Linked DNA regions of Homo sapiens: region 1 is linked to region 2. A link is a contact called in ENCODE Hi-C or POLR2A ChIA-PET data. All regions are on one chromosome and are shown on one strand. The core of a region is the stretch at or near the end of the contact, and the rest is flanking DNA. Distances in the headings are between cores, read along the strand shown.

Region 1 (6,240 bases), core at 148-2,647, 750 kb before region 2:
GGGACCAACAGAAGAGAAGGAGATAGCCATCAAGACAGGAAAGCAGCCCTCAGAAATAGAGGATTGGACCTAAGAAAGGAGTGGTGCCCTAAAGGAAAAGGGAAGGAGAATTTCCAAAAGCTAGGGATACTTAGTGTGAAAAGTCAACTAAGTAGAGTCTGGGAAAGTCAAGTCGTGTTTTAAAAAAAATAGTAATTTTGGAGCTGAAACACATACTTAGACTTACCGATCCTGAGAGCTAGTGTTGGGCATGAGGATTATTATTTTCTTATCTCACATCGTGATCAGAGAGTATGTGAGTTTTGGTATTGTGTTTTATTCCTTGGTCTAACTTCACTGAAACAGATTCTGGGGTCCTGGGTTGCTTAAAGGATGAATATTCTGTAGACTTTAAGAAACTTCTGATGAAAACAGTGGATTATGTTTATTGTAATCTTTCTCTTCTACCAGTTCTGAGAGGAAATTTGCATTTTCTTCATCAAATTTCACCATTGACTACTATATTTTAAGGAGGAGAAGCTAATTTGAAATTTTGCTTTGAGTTTTGAAGAAGGCATGAACAGTTTCACAGAAAATAGAAGGAAATATGCCCAACTACTGAGCACACCCCTTTAAATTGCTCTTACCAGGCCTTCAGACCTAGGGGCAAAATTATGCTCCAGGCTCCAGGTCCCTGGATTCACTCTGTTAGCAGCAGCAGTAAGGAACAGTTTATTTGGACAATCCCTTCTGCTCCTGTTCTCCCTGCGTGATTCCCTATTTTAGCTGTAAAAGACTCAGAAAGTGGTGATTTTATGCTAGTACATACAGAAATACCTTAGCAAATATGATTGAGCCAACTAATGTGTAAGTAAAAACAATAGCTGAGTGGAAACTGGGTGCAACTCTGCAGTCTCCTTGGATATCTTCAGGAGTTTTGTGAAATTAAAAAAAAAATGGATCCTGGATCCTCCAATGAACTGAAGTCATAATCAGTCTGCAATGTTGACTTGAGAATTTCTTTTAAATAAAAATAAATGACCAAGTGGAAGTCTTATTAGCTAAAACCAAAAGCACAAACATACATGGCCCTTTCACAAAGTAAAACGGCTATAAGCATAATGAGACTCCAACACATCTTTACTTTTTTTGCTGTTTTGTTTTTAATTTTTCCAGCTCTTAACATTCTAAGATGCTGCCTTACCACTTCCTTAAGGAAACACAAATGGGTGAGTTAAGTTTTTGAAAGTAAAGGAGGATCCTGTTTAAGTAGATTAGGGTCTGGCAGGCCATTTAACTTTATCAGGCATCTAAAGCCGAGGATGTACACTGTAGCCGGCTGTGAGTTGCCAATTAGCTGGGCTTTCCCCACTGTTTCTGGTTTGGCAGGGATGAGGTGGTTCACCCTGCCGCACTACTGCCTGCCAAGGACACATGGCCAGCTCCCGGCTTCCTGTCTTCCTCTTTGTGTCCTGGCCTTGCCTTCCAGGGAGCTGCCAGAACACAATTGCCAAAAAATCTTCCTTCAGAAAGGTCAAGTAACCTCAAGTCACCTATGCCAATATTTGTGTTTTCTTTTTAATCCTTCTGTGTTCGACTTGGAAAAAGCTGTAGAAGCGAACTTGCAGAATGGAACCTGGGTCACTTTGGATCACTTGGATAAAGCAACAGAACCCAAAGAATCCCTTGGCCAGTCAGGGTGTGATGTTTTGAGTAGAATTCTATTTAAAGCTCTGTGAAGTGTGATAGAGTTCAGAATGGTTCAGTGTGGATTTGGATTTAGTTGCTTTTTAGGATTCACTGTACACATGTGATTTTTGGCCAAAGCTGGTGCATCACATGGCAGGGAGAGGGAGAAAAGTGGAGATTGGTTTTGGCTTAAGGACTGCATTTTTGTTTGTTTGTGTTTTCAGGACTCTATAGTCACATACTGCCTTTTGCTTTCCAGTTTGGTGTCTGTGAGCAAGCATCAGCAGCCAAGTCCCTTGTACACTGGCTGAGAACAATGTGCGGGAGTTACCTGGGGTGCTTGTTGAGAGCGCTTTCTTGGCCCCAGCATTGCTGTACGAGTCCCAGTCATTGCGGGTGAGGTCGAGGAATCTGAATTTCTAACAAGCATCTCAGGTGAATCTGATGCTCACTAGAATTTGTGGACTGAATGTCACTGATTGTGAAATGACAATAAGGCAAGTAGCATTTATTGTCATGATACGGCAAGCTGTTCTACTTCTCCTTTAATTGGTCTTTTTGGAGCTCTGTGTTTAATTGGAATCTAGATTATATGCAGATCTCCACTGACAACAAACACTTTTCTGAAAATTGAACTTTTAAAAACCTGTTAACATAAGAAACTTTATCCAAGTAATTGTTCCAGGTTTAAACTCTAAATTTTAGGATGATTTATAAGGCTTTTTTAATGACACGTAGAATGCCATAGTGAACATCCGAAACGACTTTAGAAGGCTCCCTCCCCGTAGCCCACACTGTGAATCATGCTCCTTGGAGACGTGCAGTGTGATGGGCCTAGTGATTTCTGTTATGGAAGGGAAACCCCATTTCTCTAATACTTCATAAAGCAAAGCTTTTATTATTTACTTTGAAAAAATTCCATTTGAGGAATATGGAATTCTTAAAGTGCCTAAACCTGAGCCACCTACTAATTCTTATGGCTGTTGGTAATGAATATAGGGGGCAACGTGTATTCTGTCTGTAGACTCCAGGAAAGTTCAACGTAGCCCCAACATTCCCTTTTGGCTTTTCATGTAAAATTGTCCATAGCACTTTCTTCCTAAGCTCAGTTTAATTTTCTTTTGTGCCTTTTGTACCTCGAGATATGCTGTCTTTCTTGGTGAGAATGGTCTAGCCGTGAACCTTTTCGTCATTGTTTTGTAGCATTCGTAGAGTGAGGACCAGATTAACTGTGTAATTTACCTTTTTTTTCCCCAAGTTATTTCCAAAATTTGCTAAAGCGCTGCAGCCTCAGGGACACCTCTGACTTTCTGACACAGCTAAGAAACACCACACTAATTTGGAACACATGTTCTGTCAAAGTTTACCTATAGCCTTGAGTTCCAAATTTGCAACTTCAGCATCTTCTGTTGAAAATAAACAGCATATTTTTTCTTAAGCTCCCTTTTTGCCTCCCCTTGAACTCCACAGTCTTTTATAAATAGTAATAAGGAAATGTGGTTATGGGTATAATTGCCACAAGGCAATTGTACCCTAGAGGACTGATAGAATTTTCTTTTCTATATCGGAGGGCTGGGCTCCATCAAGAAGATCCATTTGCAAATAACTCAATTGGAAGAATAACAACAGTGTCTTTATTTTTATAGCAACTTTCCCTATAGAGATCACAGTACAGTGTGTTAGGGACATCCTATCAGATTCATTGTTCTAATACCCCAGTGGACTGGAATAAAGTTTTATTATAGCTTGTTTGAGACAGGAGAGTGAGACTGAGAAAGGTTAAGGGTCGTCCCTCAGATCCTAAGAAAGTCAGAAGGGGAAATGCAATGAAAAATCAAGGTTTTTCTATTACTCTGCAAGTTGTCAAGCTCTGCATTCCTTTCTGGTAATTGTAAAGGGTCAGAATAAAGCACAACCTATTTCGGGATTGCAAAGTAATGTAGATGAAAATGCCTCGAAAATAGCTAAGGTATTCTTGCTATCTTTATCATATTTAGTACAAATGGAAGGTAAGAAAGAGCCTTATTGTCAGTATCTAATTGTACCAATGTATATGAAATGGATTTTGCACATTCTTGATTGATTGGATTCAAACTGCCAAGTTGTCTTAATCATTAATAAAAGACAAATGGAAAATAACATTTATAATTCTGGATTTAAAGGAATTCCATACGATTTGACAACAAATTTTGAACAGATTAAGAAGCCAAAGATCAAAGTTACTCTGATTACATAAACGGCCTAAGAAAACACTTAATTAAGTAGTCTGATTTTTCTTTTTAAGGTTTTACTTGTAGACTCCATAGTTCTGAGGGTAGGAGTGATGAACTTAGGCTCTGTTTTTTTTTTTTTTTTTAAGTTAGAATAAGAGAATTGGGAGTAAAATTACTACTAATCTTTCAACCTGATTTCAAGGAGCCTTGGAGGACACATTCTGTGGGGAGTAGACACAATTAACTTGATGCTCCTAATTACTGTTGTTTGATTTGTGATTAAAGGTGGTATATTTTGGTGTAGCGCTTTTGGCTTCTCAGGTGTCCAGTGTGCTGCTGCTGGGGAGAGTAGGGGGTGGCAGCATTCCCTCCCTTAAACAGGAACCCCCTTCCGCAAACTAGAAGCTGAGATATCAGAAATAACCCACATTTAGTCAGACCTTGCCTTCTAATGAGAAAAAGTGAAAAATTAGGCAAAACATAAACACACGGCTTTTTAAAGCTCTCTTTGATTTTCAAAGTTCTAGAGTGGGTTCATATTTTTTCACTTTAACCCAAGCGAGTGAAGCTATCTTTCACTTATAGATCCTCCCTGAGTGCCTCATGGGAGGAGTAATGGCCTTGAGACTTTTATCTCATCATCACTGCACCTCTTGTTATGTCTTGATGCTTAATGAATGTTAAGCTGAAAACTAATCCAGGTAAACAGGTGAACGGAAAATTAAGTTCAACCAGCGTGAACATAGAAAAAAAAAATCCTTCATTTAGGAGCACCATTAGCACTGCCAATGGACTAAGGAGACACATGCTGTTCCCTACCAGGTGATTGGATCATATCAGCTAATTTATTCTATTTTTAATAATTGCTGGATGATATTAATAGGGAACTTTCAGTTATTATTTTATTATTATGCATTTTCTTTTGCAAAAAAAAAAGTTTAAAAAACATTTTCTTAAATACCCCACCCCCTTTTTCCTCCCAATGCCCTTACTAGATTCCTTTGTCTATGTTTGCAATGTCATTGTGTTTTTCATGGTGTGACATACATACCCTTAATGCCATAAAAGATTCCTGCTCTGTGAAAAGAAAGTTGAACAGTGTTGTCACTTTGAAAACACAGTGATAGCTTTGAATGGGAGTCTAATGTGAGGAGGAAGCTTTGGCTTTGGGATCCAGATTGCTGTAGCCAAACTTCCAAATTCAGATTTGGTCTGCAATCCTGGCTTCACTGCAGTCATTTATATCGACAGTGAATAAAGAAACCTAAATAAACAAGAATGAAGTGGCAACACAATAAAAGTCGTCTCATATGTGCTTTATACTTTCAAATAAAAATTAGAATTTATCATTTTCTTTGAGATTATTTCTCTGTTTCGTGTGCTCACAAAATTAGCTTGATGTTTTAACCCATCTTTATTTCATTAAAGTATTCCTTAGATATGGAGTTTTCTAAAAAATACAATATTTTGTCAATAAGATGGAAAATGACAAGCATTATTTCCTAAAAGCACCACAGGAGAGAGAAGCATTGTGCATTTATTAGGTAGTGACAGAGCTTTGCAGATGGATGAAGGAAGCTGTAACATCAAACCTTGCCATCTCTGGCGGTTTAAATTCTCTGTAGGTCAGTTCTACCAAAAGTTTTTTGTTTTTTGTTTTTTTTTAACTTCTTTTGCCAGTTGATTGGTCCTATGAAGTAAATTAATGGTTTCAGTTCAATTCTTGGGCACATAACCACCCCAGTTAGCATTCTCTGGGGACCTTATTGGCTTAAGCAAGCCTAGAAGAATAGGATTTCCTTCCAGGGTCAGGTATAGAACATTGTGGAGAAGCTTACGGGATCTCTTTCTCTTTTGTGAAAGAGAGAGAGAGAGAGAATGTGTGCTGGATTGAGGTGGTAGAGTGCACCTCCAATATTAAAAAATAATTTCCTAATACGTTATCTCAGTGTTATTTTGTTCTATCTTCTGTGAAATTGGTAAGTGGATATTTTGTGTAAATTGGCTCCAAACAGACCTTCAAATACATTGAAGGTGGAGCTTAGTTCTTTGCTGTCATCCCATTTCTAAGATAGTGCCTGTTTCAACCTATTTCTCAGCCAAATTATATCATAATTTGCTATCTGCTTAGTATAATGTATCTCATTTGTTTTATCTTGGCTTTAATTGAATTATCTATTCCTATGGCATAATTCTTAAATCATAGCATATACATATACAGTACATTGGAAGAACTGGGATAATTTTTATTTCTTCTTATTGTCTTTTTTCTTTTTTGACTGTAACTTAGAATGAAAGTTTAAGTTTCAAATAGTATGTGTGTAATAAAAAATTTGGTTAAAAGTTGGATTCGTTTTCC
Region 2 (6,228 bases), core at 464-2,963:
TTGAGATATATGAAGATTAATATTTTTAGTTCCTAGTGATGCTATGGAAATTTTTTTAAGCAAAACTCATATTCAGGAGTTATGCCAACATGACTTTTTAAACTAATATAAATTAAAGCTGTTATATGCCAGGGAAGTAAAATAGAACTGGGATTTTTATGAACACATTACTTGTGCCATGTTATATAAAAATTTTTAAAACTCCTTTTGATTGCTATTCCTAAACTGATGATGTGTGTTGGGCTCCGCTTTTTCTGCTGTCCAATTGCAACAGAGGAGATAAAATACATCTGGTCTTTAATTTCTCCATTCATGTCTTCTTCCCCTAAAATCTGGAGAACACGCTGAAAATCTCTCACTAGAATAAACTCTCATAGCATTGGCTATTTTAGATTCTCATTCAGATAGTCCTTACCCTTTTATTTAGTCCAACTTCTATAACAACGAAGGAGCTGGCGCAGGAATCTTGAAACAGTGTCCTCTCCGCTCCGCTTCAGCCTGTACCACTCTGCATTATTTTCCAGAATGCATGACCCCTCCTAGAGAACAGAGGAGGAAAGAGCCATTCTTTCCCTTTCCCACACGTTAGGAAGCATATGGACAATACTTTATGGAAACTCCCTTCCCCACCCTCGGGAGAACTGAGTTTATGAAAGGATCACTTTCTGGAATAGAGCTTATGAACACATTTGTCTCTCTGACCCTAATTATTTTACATGGATTATTTTTAAAATCAAGTTGCCCTTTTTTCAAAACTTGAAGAGAAGTAGAGGCCTTGAGGCCATCAAAATGACATCCTGGCCCTAATATGTGCAGTAGCCAAATGATCTGGAAAACTGAGCTCTATACAGAGGCCCTCTGAATAGAATTGAAGGGAAAATGATCTAATTTAGAGTGCACATTAAACACAGGTTTTAAATGGTTTCTTTTCATTTAACCAAATACTCACTTTTCCAAAATGTCAACAGGCATTAAAATATGAAGGATGACTAAATGTGGAAGCAGAGGAAAAGAAACAAAACAAACAAAATAAAAGTAATACTTGACTCTAACAATCACAAGAAATTAGATTATCAGAATTGTTAGGCCGAACTATATAAATTATATTTTTGTAAGTCAAAAATGCCAAACTGTAAATGTCACATAGTTCATTCTAATATTAAGTGAAGAGAAAAAGAATTCAATTATGTTTAGAAACAAAAATGAAAGACACAGAAGAGAAGAGCCAACAATGCTAAACATCATTCAGATAGTGATAGTTAGCATTTTAGGCTTTCTTAACCAAAATTGTGAATGTGGTTCACCTTAGCTCCCTCATGAACTGCCTAGTGCTAATTTCTAATCATGAGCACTTGCCTGTACTTTCACTCCAATGCACTGCTTCTCACCCAGTTTCTGATGGGTAGTTTAAAAATGTCTATGTTTAGAACTACCTGTCTTTTATGTAACAGAATTTCAAGATGGGATCTATGATCTTCTTTGGGGATTAAAAATAATTGCAATTTTATCTTTTTTTTTTATTTTTAGATTTTAAGAAGGTTAGGAATATCCACAGCCTGATTAGACTCGGAATCCTTCAAGACCCATTTCATTTTTTACTTCCCCATATTCTAAACAGGCTTCCCACTAAGCAGCCTTCACATCCTCCCTGCGGGTCTTACTCACAGAGCAAGCCATAATAACAAGCTTCCATGCCCTGGCTGGCTTTTTGGCTCAATGGGACAGTTCTATTGCCAAATCCTGCTTCTAGAGCTGCATGGATTTATCCTTACATGCACCTTAGTGACATGCTCTATTTTGTCTCATCTGAGATCAGGTCCATTTTCTACGTCCTCTGGTTGCTCTTCGGGTGACAAGATGTCTACATCTGGAAGGAAAGAAACCCCTAATATATTTTTGCCTTTTGCCCTGAAAAATACCATGTCATTGTGCATGTGGAAAGAAGCATGTTTAGTAATAAAAGAAGGACATGATGGGGTCAGCTAGGGCTTTTAGAGACAGTCCAGATGAAATTTAAAGAGAGAACTGCCACGACGGTTTTTGAGAAAACTGGATGATGTTAGTTTCGAAACCTATAGCCCATAATCTGGACTCAGCTAAAACATACCAAAAAGCTTAGCTCAGACCTGCAAGGTTCACTTACTCTAAACATCAAACAAGGAAATGTACAAGATTTGCTTTCTTTCTCTTTAATAAAGTACATTTTATGAAGTAGAAACTGGGGAACACAAATCGTTTTATGGAAGCAAGAACTAGTACTTAAAAAATGAGAAATATGTGTGGGGATAGTGTTTATTTTTGTATGCATAAATATACATACATGCAATGATTATTAATATTTACATACACATACACGTATGGTAATAATTGTCTCTCTCAGAAAGTGGTTTCAATCTAGAAACAATTGGCAGACAAAGAAAGGAAAACTGAGAACCGTCCGGTCTACAAAACTATCCCAGAGGACAACCTTCCCAACAATAGGGAGACTGATAGCATAATAATCGCCATAAAAAAAACATGGGGGAGGGGAATTAGAAGATTCTTTAGCATGTTTATGGATTCATATGAAATATTTTAGAACCCTAATTCTTTGCAACTCGACGTTTATTTATGTGTGCAAAAATGGATTGACAGTTTCAAGTGAAGGGTAGTTGGGTGTCAGAGTCTTGGCAACTAGTGACAACTGCAACTCCTGGGTGTGTGTGTGCTAGATGGGGAGAGAAAAAGACAGACAGAAAGCCCTCCCTCCTAAAAAGATATTCCCACCACAAACATGCCACTGTCCACTACAGAGTATGTTTTGTTATGTCTGTGAAAGATTCGGGTTGATTTCCATCTTCGTACAACACACGCCATGGAATATTTACATGTTTGGGTACATCAACAAAGAAAAAAAACAAAACAAAACGAAACAAAAAGACGCACACACAACACACACACAAAGTGGGATTGTGCTCCTTTGTTTTGCATTTTCTGTAACCCAGATTGCGGTAATTATCTCCCTGGCTTTAGAAGCCTTTTCTTTCATTCTAAAGGCAGTTTTTGGAATCACGTTACACTTAACTCAGTTTAACAAATAAGAGTAGTCTGGCAAAATGGCACCATGTGCTTTCCACAAATATTTGTGGTATAGGCAAGCTCTCAATGTTTTTATTATGCCCAAGGTTCTTTGGTTTTAAAGCAAGTGGAATAATGTAAAGAAGGAAGAGAAGCACGAATTTGGGAACTGGGTGTGTGTTGGATGCACTTTGCAAAGCTTTCTGTGCCAGAGAGCGAACGAAGGAAAAGATACATTTTAAAAATAACTGGGGAAATAAAAAGAGCAAAAAAGGTTTGGAGGCATTTAGCAGAGCACAGTTTACCCTGGCGTGAGCTACAGGCTAATGATAGAATAATAACATTTGGCGCTGGAGCCCCGAGAGGCTGACAATGCGCTCACTGTAGCCTGTGCGCTTCACACATTTGCCGGGTTCTGTAGTCAGGACAAAGAATTGCAGAACAGAGGCAAAGTAAAGAAGGGGGTGAAAGAGAGAGTCTGCACTCAAGTTTACTGTAATATAAATATACATACACTGTGCTACAGATGTTCCTCATTGGCAAAGGCTGGCACGTAATTATGCTATGCGCTTCATAATATTTTAATGAGCTTTTTCTCCAAATAGCAACGAAAATGAACAATAAGAAGCTCTTAGGGAGGGAAAGTTGGTGTTGTTTTTGTCCCTGGGAAAAAAAAAATCTCATAATAGGTTCTATTAGAATGGCAGAAAAAACACTGCTCTGGGTTTAATAAAATTGGATTGAATCTAAAATATGGTTTCTGAAGCTAGTTTTTTTTTTCCTTCAACTTTAACAGTTCATTCAGGCTAAAGGAATAACAAAACAGGGGTAACAGTGTAATACTGGTTGATTGCTTTTCTCCCTGTTCTTTCTCTTTTTAGGAAAAAATAAATAAAGCCTTCAGTGGAAACCTTACAACAATGCTGTTAATATATTGTGCCAATTAAAGTCTCGAAATAAATAACAAACCACTTAATATGTGTTGTAAATGTCGTGCTGATTTAAGTATTGTTACACATAGATTACACATCTCTTCCGGGGATGGATGACTGGATCCTCAATGCAAGTTGTCTCTTTGTCTATATGTGCCGTGTGTGTGTGTTCCCTATTGTTATTTTTTAGTTTGCTATAGGGTAAATTCCAAATAAAGAATAGAGTCAAACTTTGAGATCTGCAAGAATACAGCAAGTTTTTAGCATTACTACTCCTGCAAAGAAAATAATTATTTTTGATCATGCTCAGTATTTCATTTTTTAAAAAACCAATTCTATAGCAAAATTAGAGTACGCATCTTATTCAAATTTCTAAAGAACTCTTTAGATGGGATTTTTGCACAGACATTTTTTATATTACGATGAGCTGAATGAGAGTTTTGTATTTGGAATGGGAGTAAAAATATTACAATTACAACAATAATAAAGAAATAATAACCTCTGGATACTCTCTGGGGAAGGAAAACCAAATTTCCACATATAAAATATTTTGTATTGGGATATGGAGCATAAATATTATCTTGCTAATTTGTGGATGGTAGATGTTGGTTGTTACTCAGAATTTTTAGTTCTCATGTGCAAATCCTATCATTTATGAAGTTTGATGTTTTTATTACTGAGACAATATCTCCTACTATTCTCCCCTTTTTGTGAATCCCACTGTGGCATATGTATAGATTAAAGGTGTAGGTAAATTCTCATGTCAGGGTCTCCAACAGATCACTTGGCTTAAATAACTCAAATTTGTTTCACCTTTTGCATTTTTAATGTAAGGAAGTGACAGATAGAAAAAGTGGACCCCCAGGATATAGTCATATGAAATAACTTATACACAAGTTCCTGAAGTATCATTTAAAGACAGTTTAATTGCTAACCCCTTCTGTATCCATCCTTCTTGGGAATGTAAAATTACATTAATAGGGAAGACTGGAGGCCATTACAAAACTCGCCATGCCCTCAAAATCAGAATTAAAATTAAGTTGAATTATGATGAGTACAGTTGAGTGTCAAGTTTATTTCAACTTTCAATATTTTTTCAAAAGTGGATACTCTATGCATGACTGTTTGTTAACTTAATTGGCCAGAATATGTTAACAATCTGAGTATTGCTCACTCCTTCCCAGAGAAACGCCCTCTATGTGGTAGATCTTAACGTATACACAGAAACTGATTAATTTTTTAAAAAAGTTTCCTGTGTACATAGCTAACTATATGAAAGGTATAAAATGGGCATGTGTGGTTTTTGATGAATTTTTGGTTTCTAATCAATAATCCAAAGATGTAGACTTTTTTTAAAAGTAAAGCAGATTAATAGGAATAAGTTATTCTATGTGTGGGCAGAATTAAATAACATGTAGCATATCTGTGTACTTAAAAGGATGGACTCAGGAGTTGGATTATATGAAATCAAATCCTAGTTACGTGACTTAACACCTGTGTGAGTTTGGGCAAGTTACTCAATCTCACCATATGTCAGTTTATCCATCTGTAAAATGGGAATAATGATAATACCTCCCTCATAGTCTTATGAAAAGAACTATATGAATTAGTAAATAAAAAGCACTTAAAACAATGGCTGGTATATAATAAGTATTCAAAAATATTTACTGCCTTAATAATCAACATCATATTATTATCTAATAAATCCAGTATGTTACTAGTAGATCTTTCTGCTTACCAGTTGACCCAGGATCTAGAAGTCCTGGATTTCAGATGCAGCTTCCCCACTGATCAACTGGCTCTGTGATCTTCATTTAGTCACAGTTTCCTGCTTTCTTTACCTATAAAAGTAGGGAAAGTTGAGAGATCATTTATAAGTCTGGTTATCTATTATAACATAAATCTTTAAAAGTAATTCAAAAGTTTCCTGAAGATGTCTATTGATACTACAAAGAAAAAAGTGACACGGAGGAACTGAAGACCAGGGCAGAAGAACTGAGAAGTGTGAAAGTTGTTTCAGCACCTCATGTTGGAGAGAATTTGCCTCCTACATGTAATGCCACTATGTCCAGTCAAGGTGCCACAGAATGAAATACTGGGACCACCACACAGCTGAGTGTAACTATGTCCTAAGGCTGCATTCGCAATCCCTAGTCACAATTCCTCGCTCTCTCAGAACAACGGTGTCTAAGAGTTCTGCAGTTCCAACCCTGGTTTGTGACAGACCACAGACGTGTGT

Evidence for each region. A loop is a pair of places that touch in the nucleus more often than their neighbours do. ChIA-PET counts read pairs that join two places held with the same protein, here RNA polymerase II (POLR2A). Pooled maps may share reads with other maps.
Region 1: a map of posterior vena cava shows a loop between it and region 2 (2.6-fold over the local background). The contact joins two enhancer-like sites. A Hi-C loop is called at or near these places in 1 of 168 maps with a recorded cell type or tissue (posterior vena cava) and 1 of 50 pooled maps. POLR2A ChIA-PET finds 5 or more read pairs at or near these places in 2 of 52 experiments (HCT116 and activated CD4-positive, alpha-beta T cell).

What each region holds. Positions count from the first base shown.
Region 1 is chr9:14,194,473-14,200,712 of GRCh38, reverse strand. The region is part of intron 2 of NFIB (nuclear factor I B); the gene reads left to right. Among named protein-coding and RNA genes, the nearest start is that of NFIB, 120 kb to the left of the region's middle. Within about 2 kb of position 1,397, at least 22 of the 41 ENCODE cell types and tissues checked have a DNase peak (open chromatin) inside an H3K27ac peak, as active enhancers do.
Region 2 is chr9:13,440,781-13,447,008 of GRCh38, reverse strand. It overlaps LOC105375977 (a long non-coding RNA gene), which reads right to left. Exons shown (of 4, transcript XR_929484.3): 1 at 6,013-6,228; 2 at 5,728-5,830; 3 at 416-539. Among named protein-coding and RNA genes, the nearest start is that of LINC01235, 13 kb to the right of the region's middle. Within about 2 kb of position 1,713, at least 2 of the 41 ENCODE cell types and tissues checked have a DNase peak (open chromatin) inside an H3K27ac peak, as active enhancers do.